Linked DNA regions of Homo sapiens: region 1 is linked to region 2. Evidence: chromatin loops called from intact Hi-C (ENCODE). Cell type or tissue: dorsolateral prefrontal cortex. All regions are shown on one strand.

Region 1 (8,000 bases), 540 kb after region 2:
CCACACCTGGCCACACCTGGCTAATTTTTAAAAATCTTTAGTTGAGATGGGTTTTCACCATGTTGGCCAGGCTGGTCTCGAACTCCTGACCTCAAGTGATCCACCCACCTCAGCCTCCCAAAGTGCTGGGATTACAGGTGTGAACCACTGTGCTTGGCCTACTCTTTTATTTTATTTATTTATTATTATTAGAGACAAGGTCATATTATGTGGCCCAGGGTGGTCTTGAACTCCTGAGCTCAAGCAATCCACCCTCCTCAGCCTCCCAAAGTGTCAGGATTACAGATGTGAGGCATTGTGCCCAACCAGATGTTACTCTTCTCCCCTCTGACAGGTGAAAAGGCCTGTGGAGTAGAAGGGAGGGGCAGGTTTGCCCAGGGTCTCACAGTAAGAGACAAGCACCATACCAGGTACTGCCTGATCCCAAACCCACAGCGAGGGGAACCCGCGATGCTCGATCACCATGGCGGCACAGCAGTGAGCTTGGACCCTGGGGCTCAGACCGCACCCCCACATGCAGTTTTTTGTGACGCCAATAACACCATCATCACTCTGACCCCACAAACACAGCACAACCCAACAGAAGCTGGTTAGCAAGACTGTTCTCAGCAAGCCACTCCCAGCAGGGACACAGCCGCAGCTGGCTACTTTTCTCCCCAAAGGCCCTGTTCTGGGACATTGACTCATTGACTTTGCAAACTGCCAAGGAGGAAGGCAGCCAGCCAGCATCCTTGTCTTTATTTTCCCTGACACCTGGGCCTCTGAATCCCACACATTAACCAACATCTCTGAGGGTGTCTGGGCCAGGCCTTTGCAGCTGCCAGCAGATTTCCACGGGCATTTGGAAGGACTGGGAGGGTCTACCCCTACCACTCCCTGCCCATGAGATATCCCGGGCACCTTCTCAGCAAAGCTCAGCCTCACGGGTGTCCTTTCTGGGGACATGGCAGCGTGGGGAGAACTAACAGCAAGTGTGCAGCCACCGGCAGGTCTCGGCCCCATTGGGTTGGAACTAGCTCAAGGACCTTAGACAAGGCACTTCTTTTTCTAAGCTTAAGTTTTTAAAATTGGCCTGTTATTAAGAACTGAGTCACCAAATAAAAGTGATGATTTGCTGTGATTTTCTTTTTATTCGTTCACTCACTCATTCAGTATTTACTGCGTACCTTTGCTAGGCTTCACACTCAGTTTGTTACCAATAGGGATTTTTTTTTGTTGTTTGTTTGTTTGTTTTGAGATGGAGTCTTGATCTGTCGCCCAGGCTGGAGTGCAATGGCGCGATCTCAGCTCACAGCAACCTCTGCCTCTGGGTCCAAGCAATTCTTCTACCTCAGCCTCCCGAGTAGCTGGGATTATAGGCATCCACTATCTGGTTAATTTTTGTATTTTTAGTAGAGACGAGGTTTCACCATGTTGGCCAGGGTGGTCTTGAACTCCTGACCTCAGGTGATCCGCCCGCCTCGGCTTCCTAAAGTGCTGGGATTACGGGCGTGAGCCACCGTGCCCGGCCCAGTAAAGGATATTGACTGCAAGTTGTCCAGGTTCTTGGCATTTTGAGCAAAGAATTGGACAAAATGCACAGCAAAGCAGGGAAAGAATGAAGACATGAAAGCAGAGATTTATTGAAAGTGAAAGTACACTCCACAGGGTGGGAGTGACCAGAGCAGCGGCTCAAGGGCCCTGTTACAGAATCTTCTGAGGTCCAAGTACCCACCCACTGGAGGTTTCCCATTGGCCACTTGGTGTTCACCCCATGCAAATGAAGTGGCAGCCCGTGATCAGTCTGATTGTTGCAGAAAGTGCCCACAGGGCTGGGCTTGATGTGTTACGTCCTTGGTCCTCACAACAGGTATTGTGAGTGCGTCTGTACCATGACAAAGCCTGGGGCTCTGAGGCCATGTGTACTTTGCCTATGATCACTCAGCTAATAGGAGGGGTGCAGGACTCGAACCCAGGCTCGCTGCTCCTAAGCCATTCTCCTAACCATTGTGCAATGGTGCTTTCCTAGAGCTCTTACAATCCAGTAGTGTTCACAACACTCATACAGCTAAGCCTGATGTCGGGCTGGTCATACAGAGCGAGTAGGATTTCAGAGGAGAGAGGCAGCAGGTTTTATCTAGATGGACCAGGCAAGACTTGGAGGAAGACGCCACATTGAGCCTGATTTTACAGCAAAGCAAAGCTTCCACCTTCCCCCTCCACTCCTACTGCTTTGGCTATGCCAGGTCCCTCTGGGAATTTTCATTCTAGTGGAGGCGACAAGTGACCTCCCAAGGGCTGAGATAGTGAAGGGATGGGGACCCAGGAGACACACGTCAGGATAGGGAGATGTGACCTATGCTAGGGGGTCAGGCAGGCCTCCCCGGAGACAGGTGTTTTCAGCTGAGCCCCATGGGATGAGTACTTTTATCTGGATGAGAGAAGGTTCAAAGAGAGGGAATGAGCTCCCAAAGAGGACAGCATTTTTTAGACCCAAGGGATGAGAGAGCCTGGAGCCTGCAGGAGAATGAAAGCAGCTGAATGTGAGGGAGCACAGACAGCCAAAGAAGACATCACCAGAGTGGGCCCAGAGCCACAGGGCCTCAGCAGCTACTGCCGGGGTCGTCCTGAGCTTTCTGGCACAAAGGGAACCACTGCATAGTTGAATCCAGGATGAGTTACAGGTGTGTGGTTTCTTAAGCACGGGTAATGGACAGGTGGGGCTAGTTAGGAAATACGGGGTATGGTAAGGGGTTGGTGTGGAGAGAAGAAATGCAATTCAAGAGATATTTGGGGGCAGATACCAACAGGACTTGTTTGGATTGGAAGAAGGAGGCAAATGGGGTTTCCAGGTGTCTGGCTGTGGCAACCAATTTGGCAGCAGCTTTCGACAATGAACTACTTGGAAATTGCAATTTGTGTGCGGCGTGTCACATTTTCCAGCACAATATCATGTGTATTCTTAGAGTCTTCAGTCAGGTGGGAAATGAAGGTGCTATCAAAGGACCCTGACAGACAGCGCAGGGATAGCCTGTCTTGAATATGGCAGAGTCAAACCCACAAGCTCTTGGGGAGTCCTTAAACAATTGAGATTACCTTCTTTGATGACCACCCGCAGCCCAAGGGGAGGATACTTTGAATACCACCTACTCCACATCCCAACTAAGGAAAGGAAAACAAAGTTGGCTACCCCCAACTGTCTGGGATTTTTCAATTTTTGCCTTTTTCCCTCTCTCTTGTGTCTCCTATATAAATCCTACCCATGTAGAAGTCAATCTATCATTTGTTTCCCTCATAGATAAGCAAATTAATTGGCTTATTATATTACCTATGTCTTTTATTTATTCTTTGATAGGAGGCACTATTATTTTCTCCTTTTTACCGATGAGGAAACTGAGGCTCCGAGAGCTTGAGTGGTTTGTCCAAGGTAAATGGGAGCCAGGTTCTGATTCTGGTCTTCAGTGCCCAAATTCCTGCCCCTCTCTCTAGGACAGCTCGAAGCCCTATTCTGGCCTATTAAAGGGAGCATTTCCAGAGAGAAAAAAAAATGGATGTGGACACATTCGACGTTTCTGATATGATTGTGTTGTCTGGAGCCCAAACGCTCTCCCTCGGGCCCTTGAAATGATGGGAAGGATGCAAGGTCAGAAAAAATGTGGAATGTACGGGACTCGGGCTCTACCTGGGGACATAGAGAAATCTCCCTGATTTGTTTTTCACATAGAGAATTTACTTAGGGAAGGTGGAGAGTGCAGAACGCGGCTCCGCGTGGTGGCGAAGCATAAGAAGTGCACCTGCAGGCAGAAGGGAGCCAGATGGAGGCCACCTGCAATAACGGGGCTCATTCCCGGAGAAGCAGCGCCATCTGCTGGTTTCCCATGATATGACTGTGTCAGACCAGAACAAAAGCATTTAGAACAGGCCATCTCAAAGAAATGCTAGCCTGATATTTTACCTTTTGGAGTAAAATTTCAGACTATGCAAGGATTTGATCCACTTAGCATTGAAAACAAAACCAAAAGCAACCTGCTGTGGTCCGAATGTTTGTGTCTGCCCTAAATTCCTATGTTGAAATCCTAACTAACCCCAAGGGTGATGGTACTAGAAGATGGGGCCTATGGGAGGTGATCAGGTCGTAACGGTGCAATCCTCAGCAGAGGGATTAGTGCCCTTATAAAAGGGACCGCAAAGACACCCTAATCCCTGCTACCATGCAAGGACATAGGAAGAAGCCGCTAGCTATGAGGAAGTGGGTCCTCACTAAACACCAAATCAGCCGGGGCCTTGATCTTGGACTTGCCAGCCTCCTGAACTGTGAGAAATATATATATATATTTGAGACAGAGTCTTGCTCTGTTGCCCAGGCTGGAGTGCAGTGGCACAGTCATGGCCCATTGCAACCTCCACCTCCTGGGCTCAAGCAATCCCTTCACCTCAGCCTTCCAAGAAGCTGGGACTACAGGCATGCACCACCACACCCGGATAATTTTTGTATTTTTTGTAGAAACAGGTTTTCGCCATGTTGTCCAGGCTAGTCTTGAACTCCTGGCTTCAAGCAATCTGCCTGCCTCAACCTCCCAAAGTGTTGGGATTACAAGCATGAGCTACCACACCCGGCCAAAATTTCTGTTGTTTTATAGCCACCCAGCTTACAGTATTTTGTTATGGCATCCTAAACAGTCTAAGGAATGAGCTTTTGTTAATTATTCAATAAATAGTGTTAAGCCCTTAGAAAAATAAGACAGACATAGTTTCTGCCCTTTTGGAAGTTGCATTCTGGCAAAAGGTAAACATGCTGTACCATCTCTCACACACACATGTAGTTATATACATACATGCTTGTGTACATACATGCATTTGTATACAAGCTCGTTTTAGGTATTGGTAAATGTCATGAAGAAGGAAGAAGAATAAAAGATGATACTGGGCCAGGCGCGGTGGCTCACACCTGTAATCCCAGCACTTTGGGAGGCTGAGGTGGGCAGATCATGAGGTCAGGAGATCAAGAACATCCTGGCTAACATGGTGAAACCCATCTCTACTAAAAATACAAAAAAAAAAAAAAAATTAGCTGGGCGTGGTGGCAGGCGCCTGTAGTCCCAGCTACTCATGAGGCTGAGGCTGGGGAATGGAGTGAACCCGGGAGGCAGAGCTTGCAGTGAGCCGAGATCATGCCACTGCACTCCAGCCTGGGTGACAGAGTGAGACTCCGTCTCAAAAAAAAACAAAAAAAAGATGATACTGACTGGGGTTCTGGTGGAATAAGCTGGGGTTTGCTCTCCAGCCAGGACAATAGAAAAGACCTCTTTGAATTAAGATCTGAATCATGAGAAGAAGGTAGATGTGTAGGAAAGAAGAATTTCCAAAGAGAAGGAACAAGAGCAGAGGGTGGGTCCAAGCCTGACAGCGTGAGAAAGAAGCCACGGGGGCTGGGGCACAGCCAGTGCATGGCCCAGCTGAGTTCTGTAAGCAAAAGGCCTGCATCAGCAAGATTCACGTTTCCCAAGACTATCTCTTGAAAAGAATAGGTGCTTATTGTTTAATCTTTCCAGATTCTTACATAACTGGGCACTCTTTCAATTACTTTAGTTTAAATAACTACAGTCTTTCTGGGGAAGCCACATTAGCCTGAAATGACCTCAAGGTGAGCTGTTTGGCCAAACACGTTTAAACCAGATACAGCTAGTAATCCCAGCTGGAATGTTGAACGACATTGTAAATAAGCCTTTTAAAAAATATAGAATTTCGGCAGGGCGCGGTGGCTCATGCCTATAATCCCAGCACTTCGGGAGGCCCAGGCGGGCAGATCACGAGGTCAGAAGTTCGAGACCAGCCTGACCAACATGGTGAAACCCTGTCTCTACTAAAAATACAAAAATTAGCCGGGTGTGGTGGTGCATGCCTGTAATCCCAGCTACTCAGGAGGCTGAGGCAAAAGAATCACTGGAACCCAGGAGGTGGAGGTTGCAGTGAGCTGAGATAGCACCATTGCACTCTAGCCTGGGTGACAGAGCGAGACTCCGTCTCAAAAAAAAAAAAATATATATATATATATACACACACACACACGTATATATTTTTATATACACATATGTATATATTTTTATATTTATATATACATATATATTTTTATATTTATATATAATTTCAACTTTTATTTTAGATTGGGAGGGTACATGTGCAGGTTTGTTACACGGATATATTGAATGACACTGAGGTTTGAGGTAGGAATGATTCCATCACTGAGCATAGTACCTAATAGGTAGTTTTTCAGCCCTTTCCCGACTCCCTCTCCCCGCTTCTAGTAGTCTCCAGTGTCTACTGTTTCCTTGTTTACATCCATATGTACCCAATGTTTAGTTTCCATTTGTGAGGACATGTGGTATATGGTTTTCTGTTTCTGCATTAATTCACTTGGTATAATGGCCTCCAGCTGCATCCAGGTTGCTGCAAAGGACATTATCTCATTCTTTTTTATGACTGCATAGTAGTCCATGGTGTATATATACCACATTTTCTTTATCCAATCCACCTTTGATGGGCACCTAGGTTGATTCCATATCTCTGCTATCGTGAATAGTGCTGTGATGAACATACAAGTGCATGTGTCTTTTTGGTGCAATGATTTATTTTCCTTTGGATATATGCCCAGTAATGGGATTGCTAGGTGGAATGGTAGTTCTGTTTTAAATGCTCTGAGAAATCTCCAAACTGTTTTCCACAGTGGCTGAACTAATTTGCATTCCCACCAAACAATGTAAACTAATTTACATCCCCACCAATAAGGGTTTCCTTTTCTCTGCAGCCTGGCCAGTATCTGTTGTTTTTTGACTTTTTAATAATAGCCATTCTGGCTGGTGTGAGATGATACCTCATTGTGGTTTTGGTTTGCATTTCTCTGATGATTAGTGATGTTGAGCATTCTTTCATACGGTAAACAAGCCTTTTAAAGATCACTTTAAAAAGCAAATCGATGGGTAGTTACATCATAGAGACCATGGTTAAACACCTACAGAAAAAAAAATTCAGTGTCCTAATGTGCTTAAGATAAAATGCTCATGGAAGTGGTCATACATGGATTCAAAACTGCTCCAGCTCAGAAAACTTAAATAAAAGTAAAGGTAGTCTGAGTGTAGTGGTTCCTGCCTGTAATCTCAGCACTTTGGGAGGCCAAGGCGGGTGGGTCGCTGGAGCTCGGGAGCAGCCTGGGCAGCCGAGACTAGCCTGGGCAGCATGACAATACCCTGTCTCTACCAAAAATACCAAAAAATTACCCGGGCGTGGTTGTGTGCACCTGTAATCCCAGCTACTCAGGAGGCTGAGGCGGGAGGATCGCTTGAGCCTAGAAGGCGGAAGTTGCAGTGAGCAGAGATCACACCACTGCACCCCAGCCTGGGCAACACAGCAAGACCCTGTCTCAAAAAAGTCAAGGAAAGGCACTCTTGACGTTGATTCTCATGCTGTGGTGTGTGGACCAGCAGCAGTAGCGGAGACACCTGGGAGCTTGTTAGACATGCGCGGTAGGAATCTGCATTTGAATTAGATCCCTAGGTGAGTCACATGCACAATCACGTTTGAGAAGTTTGAGAAGCGCTGCTCTTGGAAACTTGTGGCAGAGCTCAAAAAGTGCTCCAGTCATGAGAGACACTGATGCTGAAAATTCCAGCAGAGCATTTTAGTAGTTGTTTCACAAGCTGAGAAGAAAAGCAACATTTGTAAATAAATGTATTACTTGATGATATATTAAATGTAGCTAAATTAATAGATTGTGGGCTCCAGCGCCAATTGCCTGGCCTTATATTTTCTAGTTCTTCCGCTTTTTCAGCTGTGTGTCCCTGGTCAAGTTACACATCTTCTCTGTTCCTCAATGCTCTCATTGGTAAAATGTTAAGCGTGTGTTAAAACACATTTAACATAGTTGGTGTACCATATATTTAATATAGTTGACTATGTCATCCACATCCATAAAGGTTTTTATATTTAAACTATCAAAACGTTTTCAAAAGTCCTCCCATTGGGAA
Region 2 (8,000 bases):
ACTTCACGGCCACCTGGCCTGCCTCCCGTGGTTGGGCAAGTCTGGAAGGGGCCGAGGATGCAATGACTGTAATCTCCACCATATGGTCTCCTTCCCTTCCTCACGTGGTCAGAGGTCACTCCTCGTTTCCCCCAGGAGGTTCCTGGGGCCGGAAAGAGGCAGGAGGTGGATAGGGGCAGAGGTTCGGAAGCCCCAGTATTGACCGAGTGGCAGTGGCTCCCACTTACTGAGCTCCAAGCTGTGCCCCAGGGACCGGATGCTTAGAGGCCTCATCTCAGTTCATCCCTACAGTGATCCTCTAGGGGAGGTGCTTGTGGTAGAGTTTCCTACATCTGCTGTCACCAATGACTGCAAATTTAGTGCTTAAAACAACATCAATTTAGTACCTTATAGTTCTGATACTAGAAGTCCAAAATTAGTCTCACTAGGCTAAAGTCAAGGTGTTGGTGGGGCTGGGTCTTTCTGGAGGCTCCAGGGGAAAATCTGTTTCCTTGCCTTTTCTGGCTTGGAAAGGCAGCCTACACCCCCGGGCTTGTGGCCCCTTCCTTGCGTTACTCCAACCTCTGGCTTCCTTTGTCACATTCTGAGAGCTCACTCTGACCCCCTGCTCCCTCTCATGGGGACCCTTGTGATGACATTGGGCCCACCTGGATAATGCAGGATGGTCTCCCATCTCAAGATCCTGACTTAGTCACATCTTCAGAGTCCCTTTTGCCATCTAAGGAAACATATTCATGGGTTCAAGGGGTATCTTTGGAGGGCCTTCATCAGCCTAGCACAGTGCTACTCTTGCTCCCATTTTACTGATGAGGAAACTGAGGCTCAGATAATGTGTGTCTCTTGCCCAAGGTCAGAGCCAGGATGGATATCCAGCCCAGCCCCTGGAGGGCAACCACATTAGCTCATATGCCTCATGGGTTCTTTTATGAAAACTAAGAGGAGGTGTTTGTCCTCTGGGCACAGGTGGCCCACACTGGGTACACAGCTTGGTGAGTGGCACAATCTGCACGTCAGCCCCTGGATGCCCCTGGGCCAGATGCCTCTGTGTAGTGACAACCTGTCACTGTGCAGCCATATGTGGCTTCCAAGGCTGCTTCCGTCTGTCTCTGTTAACCCAAGGGCTAATGATAAGTGACCTACTTGGGGTAAAGATGGGATGATAGGACAAATGATTGTGGGGCTGCCTTCTCTGTGCCAGCTGTGTACCGAACTGCTTCCTCCTAAGCTCCGTAGGGGCAGCTGCCCCCAAAGATGACAAAAGGGAAGGTGAAGAAGTGAGACTTTCCTGCTGGACTAGCCAGGTGACCTTGCCTGGTCTTTAGGAAGGGCTAATTCTCAGAATTACCTTCTCTGGTGAGGTTGGCAAACGTTTTCTATAGAGGGCCAGACAGTAATTATTTTTTACTTTGCTGGCTATATGGCCTCTGTTGCAACGACTCAGCTCCTATTGCAGTACTTAAACAGCTATGGACAAGGACTAAACTCATGGGTGTAGCTGTGTTTCCAATAAAACTTTATTTATAAAAACAGGCAGTGGGCCAGACTTGGCCTCTCCTTAGTGCACTTTCCTCTCTCTTGCCTCCTCCCAAATACTAAACAAGGAGAAAGGTGCTCCCTAAAGAACTCTAAGGCAGATGAGGCCCTGCCCAACTCTTCCAACCATGAGGGAATGGGTGTTAGTGGGAGGTGGGCTGCTCTGTTGAGCAGTGAGCCCCCACAGTGGCAATCATTGCTAGGGTCTGTGAGCACACACTGTGAGTAAGGCCTGCTGCTGACATCATCTCCTTAAATCCATAGGATGTTCCTCCATTGTACTCCCAGGAAACAGAATCGTAATCCCTCACCTCCCATCCCCCACCACCATAGCCAATACAAAGGTGGGGGCAGGGTGACTTTGATGGGATTTCATAAATATTCACAGAACTAGAACCAGTCTGAAATTAATAGCCTGGCTAATAATTTCATCCCCTCTATCCCTCTCCCAACTGTTATTCTTTAAGTCTAGGGTTGCAAACACAACACCTACAGGGCCAGACAGGCAAGATGAAGCTAAAGCCAGCTGCTATAGAACAACCTGGAGTTTCAGGGAGGCTTCCATTAACTCATGCTGGTCCAGGGCTACTGCACAAATGCAGGACAACATGCCATTTGTCGAAACGTTTTAAAGATATGATTCAGCTAATGAATTGTGAGCAAAATATGCTCTCTCCTTTTACCTGGACAGATGCACCTTTGCACCCTAGAAGGAAGGCTGGGTTTGAATATAGCCTTCTGGGAATCTGTGATGGTGACTTTTATGTCAACTTGGCTAAGCTATGGTGGCCCAGTTATTTGGTCAAACCCAGCCTAGCTGGTGCTGTGCAAGTATATTTTAGATGTGATTGACATTTAAGTTACTAGACTTTGAGTTAAGTAGATGACCTTCCATCATGTGGCTGGGCCTCATCTAATCTGTTGAAGGCCTCAGGGGATAGACTTTCCCCCAGGAGGAAGGAATTCTCAAGACTGAAGCACAAAAACTTTGCCTGAGATTCCAGGCAATTGCCCTGTGGAATGTGGACCTAAGACAGCAATATCTGGCCTACCAGCCTGCCCTACAAATTTCAGCCAGCCCTACTTGCCAGGACCCATAATTGCACAAACTAATTCCTTATTCCTTAAAATAAATCTCTCTCTCTCCCCCAACCCCACGCATACACACACACACACACACACACACACACACACACACACACACACACACACACTATATTGGTCTGTTTCTCTTGTGAACTCTAGTAGTGGCTTTTTAGGGTGCTGTGCTGGGGTGTGGAGCCCAGGACAGTGGGCCTGGCCCCAGGTCTGCCCCCCTTGTCTTCCCATCCACAGCTTGAACATCACTTATTTACTTATTTATTTACAGACGGAGTTTCATTCTTGTTGCCCAGGCTGGAGTGCAATGGCGCAATCTTGGCTCACTGCAACCTCCACCTCCCGGGTTCAAGCGATTCTCCTGCCTCAGCTTCCTGAGTAGCTGGGATTACAGGCATGTGCCACCACCATGTGCTGGCTAATTTGTATTTTTAGTAGAGACGGGGTTTCTCCATGTTGGCCAGGCTGGTCTCAAATTCCCGACCTCAGATGATCCACCCACCTCGGCCTCCCAAAGTGCTGGGATTACAGGTGTGAGCCACCGCGCCCGGCCAGCTGGAACATCTTGGACATGCCCTTTCCTCATGTCACAGACAGCTGCTCCTGAACCATGGCAGTCAGCTCTCAAAAATACAAACACAGACAGAATTCTGGGGTCCTGAGTACAGAAGTGTGATCTAGAAGGGGGAGGACAGAGCCAGGTGGACATGTCTTCTGGCCTTTGGAGTCCTTGCCTTGTGGGGAAGGACCATGTAAGAGGAGGACAGGGAGGGCCTTTAAAACAGAGGGCACAGGGCAGGCTCCCCTCTTCCCTGGGCTAGGGGGCCGGGCATGAACTGCTGTTCCAAGCACGGGCAGGCAGCCGCTGTGTGAATCTTTCCATTTTCTCCAGAAAAAACAGAAATCCAAATTTTCTGTTACTGTTATTGTTGGCAACCAATTTAAGTGAGTTTCACAACAAGGTGCAGGCTGAAGACGTTTCTGAGAATGTTCCGCTTGTTGGCCCCATTTCTGGATTTATGGAGTATGAGGACGTCGTCAAAATTTGTTGAACGGTATACACAGTTTTCTTTCTGTATGTTGTACTTCAATGCAAAGCTTTATTCAAACAAATCAGAGCCATGCCCAGTTCCATCAGAGGAGGTCTGAGGACCGGGTTCGGCCTGTTCACCTGTCTGGCTTCTGGCTTAGAAGGTTTGCTTGGCATTTATTTTGGGGGTGGGGCAGGGTGATCCCAGGGAGTTATCAGTTAATTTCCTCTCTGGGACCTCGTGGTTTGTGGGTTATTTCTCGTATGGGAACATGAGTTCCTGAAAGGTACTGGGGGGAATCTCAGAGCTTCTTCTGTTTTTCTTTGCAGCCACCAGCGGGCGACAACCCACTGACCCCAGAGGCTGCCGGGGTCTGTTCCCATCCCTAATACCACACTGACCCCTGCTGGTCCTGGCTCACTGCATTTTTCCATCCGACTGATTTTCTAGGCCCAGTAACTCGTAATTGCCCCGGAGGCAAATTTTGGGAATAAATTAAATGTTTTGGAGTTTCTTGGGCAAGGCAGGATTTTGAATGTTCCTCCAGGGAGTCAAAAATTGAGCGTCAGCACAGGTGCAGACAAACAATACTCCTTGAAGGAGGAGAGTCCAGGTAGGGAGGAGGGGAGCATAGGGAGGGAGGAGGGAGGTAGGGAGGAGGGAGGTAGGGAGGAGGGTAGTGTAGGTAAGGGAGAAGGGAGGGCATCTCGGCCGTGCCACGAGCTCCTCTGAAGGCAGCCCCAGCTCACACGACCCCCTGATGCTGCAGGCCTATGCGTGTAAGGGAGCCCGGGTGCTCACGGCTCTGAGCGGCCCACCAAGGATTCCGCCTCTGATCCAGCTTCTAGCAGCACTTGGAGCCAGCCAGTAGGAGTCACATGGGGCCATCACACAGCCACGTGCCTGTGACTGACTGGTCATCCGTCACATGGTGTTTTCATGTTCACATTTGCCCAGTAGTGTTCTTGTCCCCTCCCCCAAACAAAAGGAACCCTAAGCACACTGCAAGGTGGGGAAACCTTGAATGGATATAAGAAAACCTTCGTCAGTGGCTTCATAACAAGTACCTTTTTCTTTTTTTTTTTCTTTTTTTGCAAATTTGACTCTACAAAAGCACATTATCACAATATTGACATTTTGTATAAGTATTGCCCACGTACGTACGAACATTGAAACTTCCTCAGTAAATGGAGAGATGTCCTTTTTGTACATCTGCACGTATGAAGAATGAAATTTCTCGGGATCTCGGCTCTTTGGTCACCATCATGGTGACCCATCACAGTTTTCGACAGAAAGTCTCAAAATACTTAGTTTGTTCATTGCAGTATCTCAGACGACTGCAGTTAGTGAGCCAGCCATTGTAGTATGTGTTTATACATTTCCCTTTTTCACCAGTTTCATTTCTTTCCTTTTTTTTATTTTTTTAAAATTACACTTTAAGTTCTAGGGTACATGTGCCCAATGTGCAGGTTTGTTACATATGTACACATGTGCCATGCCGGTGTGCTGCACCCGTTAACTCGTCATTTACATTAGGTATATCTCCTAATGCTATCCCTCCCCCCTTCCCCCAACAAGTATCTTTTTCACAGGGTAGAAACAGTCACAGTTGGGTTCAGACCCTGCAGCAACTGGGGCTCTGTGTTTCTCCTCTTCAGGGCTATCTGGATGGACATGAAGGGTTCCATCCTGGGATCCACATGGTTGGCTTACAGAGCAAGAAAAAGGATGGACAAGGCTCGGGAGAGAGGGCAGATGAGACTCAGGGCTGTGGCTGCTGTGGCCAGTGTTTACGATGACTCTGGGCTGCAGAGAGCTCTCTAAGGCTCTGGTGTTAATGTCCAGCTTCTGAAGTCTTGATTGCTAATTGCAATCCCAGGCATCTAATTAATCAATGGAGGATGGAGTGCCTTGGGTTGTGGGGTCTAGAAGAACTGAGTTTGAAGCCTACCCTGTCACTCACTGGCTGTGTGATATTAGACAGGTTGCTTAACCTCTCTGAGCATTAGCTTCCTGATCTGTAAAATGTAGAAGAACATATCTAGCTCTCATGGGAGTTAGGGCCATTTCTTTCAATGTGTTCCCCAGAAACAGACCTGAGATAAGGGTTCAATGCAAGTGATTTATTAAGGAAGTGCTTCTGGGAAACAGGGATGTTTGCAGGAAGCAAAGCCAGGGTAGCAGTTTCAGGCAATGTCCTGCTGGGGGCAGCCTCAGCTTGGTCCTGCAGGGAGCTCCGGGGTGTAAGTTGTTAGAGCCCATTGGAGGCAAAGGAGCTGGGACACCTGTCATCAGTGCCACCATGTGGGAGGAGGAAGGGAGCAAACTGCCTGGCCTTCCTGGCTGCTCCTGTGTGGGCAAAGCTGCTGGACCCATAGCCAGAGGGCAGGCTGCAGGGGTTGCAGTTGGAGACAAAGGCACACTGCTGCTGGGAGGGGGGCACACCAAAATGCACCAGCCCTCCCAGGGCATCTGGGCAGTGCACTGCAGGGCTCCTGTGTGATCAAATTAGAAAATGTATGTGAGATGTCTTAGCTTGGAGAAACAACAGAGATTTATTTCTTGCAGCTTTAGAGGCTGGAAGTGCAAGAGCAAAGTGCCAGCAAGGTTGAGTTCTTCCGGGTTGCAGAGGGCCGTCTTATTACATCCTCACCTGGCAGAATGGGGGCGAGAGAGCTCTCTGGGGTCCCTTTGATGAGAGAACTTTCCATTCATGTGGCTCCACCCTCATGATCTAATCGCCCCCCAAAGACCTCCCCACCTCCCAATACCATCACATTAGGGGTTAGGATTTCAACATAGGAATTTTTTTGCGGGGGGTGACACAAATATTCAGTCCACTGCATGAAAGATTTCTGCAAACTACGAAGTGGGATGCATAATGTTGGTGATGTTAGGCTTCCCAGAGCAGCAGTAATGACAGAGGGCTGTACCGGGGCAGCCCCCCGCCCCACTCTACTGGCATGAAACAAAAATGAGGAGGGAGTTTGTTTGACAAATTGTAATTCTTTGGAGGCAGGATCAGGCTAATTCTGGGGTCAGGTCCGAGGTGTTGAGCCTCATTGGTGGACAGTATCTGAGGCCATCAGAAACCAGCAGATAAGGCCAAAACCAAGGACAATGTGTCGAGCCAGAAAAGCTGAACCTGTGGCTGGACTCAAAGTTCAAGCTTCGAGGGACAAAGGGAACTGGGTGACAGCAGGGATAGAGTGAGGCAGCAGCCAGGCAGGAGAGCCCAGGATGGCCGAGGATGAATAGGACGGCCCCCTAGAGCTCCTCAACCTGGGGGTGGCCATCCCCATGTGGGGTGAAGGCCAGAGTGCACTGAAGGAGTATCGCCAACATCCCTTCTATGACAAGGGGCAGAAACCCAACTCAAACCGGTTCAAGTAGACGGGGAATTGATCAGCTTACATAAGGAGAATCAGATGTGGTTTGATCCACAGGGGTCCGGTTAGACCCAGCAGGAGCCAGTCTCTTTCTTCCCATCTCTGGGCTCTACTTGCTGCACCTCCACTCTCAGCAGCTTCTCTCACAGCGGTGAGATGGCAGCTGCCAAGACAGGCGCACATCCTCCTGGCTTTCCTTCCAGCAGAGAGACAGGGTCCCCCGTGCAGACTGCTTCCCAGTGCTCGCTTACAAGTCAGGACATCTGTGCTGCCTGCATCTGTCTGGTTGTGTAATCACTCCTGGCCCAGCCACTGGGATCAGGGGGTTGCAAGGTCACCACTGCCCAGGCCAGAGCCAGGCACACACCCTGCACATATCATTGTGACCATGGGGCATTCAGGCTACCAAGCCCAGGAGGGATCGAGTACACAGACTGCGGATTGTGGCTCCCCAAGAGGAAATAGCATGCTTTACCGAAAGGAGTGACAACAGATGCTGAGAGTCCAAGACCAGCATGCACCTGCCCCAGCAGCCATGTCTGACTTCTTGAGATAGGTGCTAGGGTGCTAGGCCCCAGCAGCACCTGCAGGAGCCACACAGGGAGGTGCCTTTCCCACTCAGAAGGCTCCAACGAGGTATAAGGCACCACCTGAGCATTCCCTGTGGGCGGCACTCTCCAGCCAGTGTCACCCTCATGCAGACTTTGGCTGGTTAACCAGGTGTCTTCTGAGACTTAATCTCAGGGGAGAACTGGGTCCTGCTGCCCCAACCATGATCATGACACAGGGACTTCGAGCCTGGACCATGAGTACCGTGGGGGCAGGAGCCAGGGTGTATCCTTGCCTGTCCAGCTCAGAGTAGAGACTCAGTGAAGGAATGGATGAATGAATGAATGAATGAATGAATGATGCTATTTCCAAAAGCACTTCTGGGACAAGACAATACTCT

What was found. Hi-C counts contacts between places; a loop is a spot of excess contacts. Peaks named below come from ENCODE experiments on the same cell type or tissue, not always from the same donor. Only the 100,000 strongest peaks of a DNase experiment are listed, where the experiment ranks them.
Region 1: it touches region 2 in a loop (4-fold over the local background); 26 of 110 quality-filtered maps call a loop at or near these places.

Annotation. Positions count from the first base shown.
Region 1 is chr14:95,556,931-95,564,930 of GRCh38, reverse strand. No RefSeq gene overlaps it. Among named protein-coding and RNA genes, the nearest start is that of LINC02318, 13 kb to the left of the region's middle. RefSeq lists an enhancer at 6,760-7,259. In dorsolateral prefrontal cortex, CTCF peaks have their summits at 3,614 and 3,820 (motif pointing left); a DNase peak (open chromatin) is centred at 3,810.
Region 2 is chr14:96,096,798-96,104,797 of GRCh38, reverse strand. It overlaps LOC124903374 (a long non-coding RNA gene), which reads right to left. Exons shown (of 2, transcript XR_007064321.1): 1 at 7,077-8,000; 2 at 5,765-6,157. Among named protein-coding and RNA genes, the nearest start is that of C14orf132, 61 kb to the right of the region's middle. RefSeq lists an enhancer at 7,337-7,838. In dorsolateral prefrontal cortex, CTCF peaks have their summits at 3,848, 4,049 (motif pointing left), 5,657 and 5,866 (motif pointing right); DNase peaks (open chromatin) are centred at 4,037, 4,547 and 5,877; H3K4me3 peaks cover 487 bases; H3K27ac peaks cover 2,896 bases.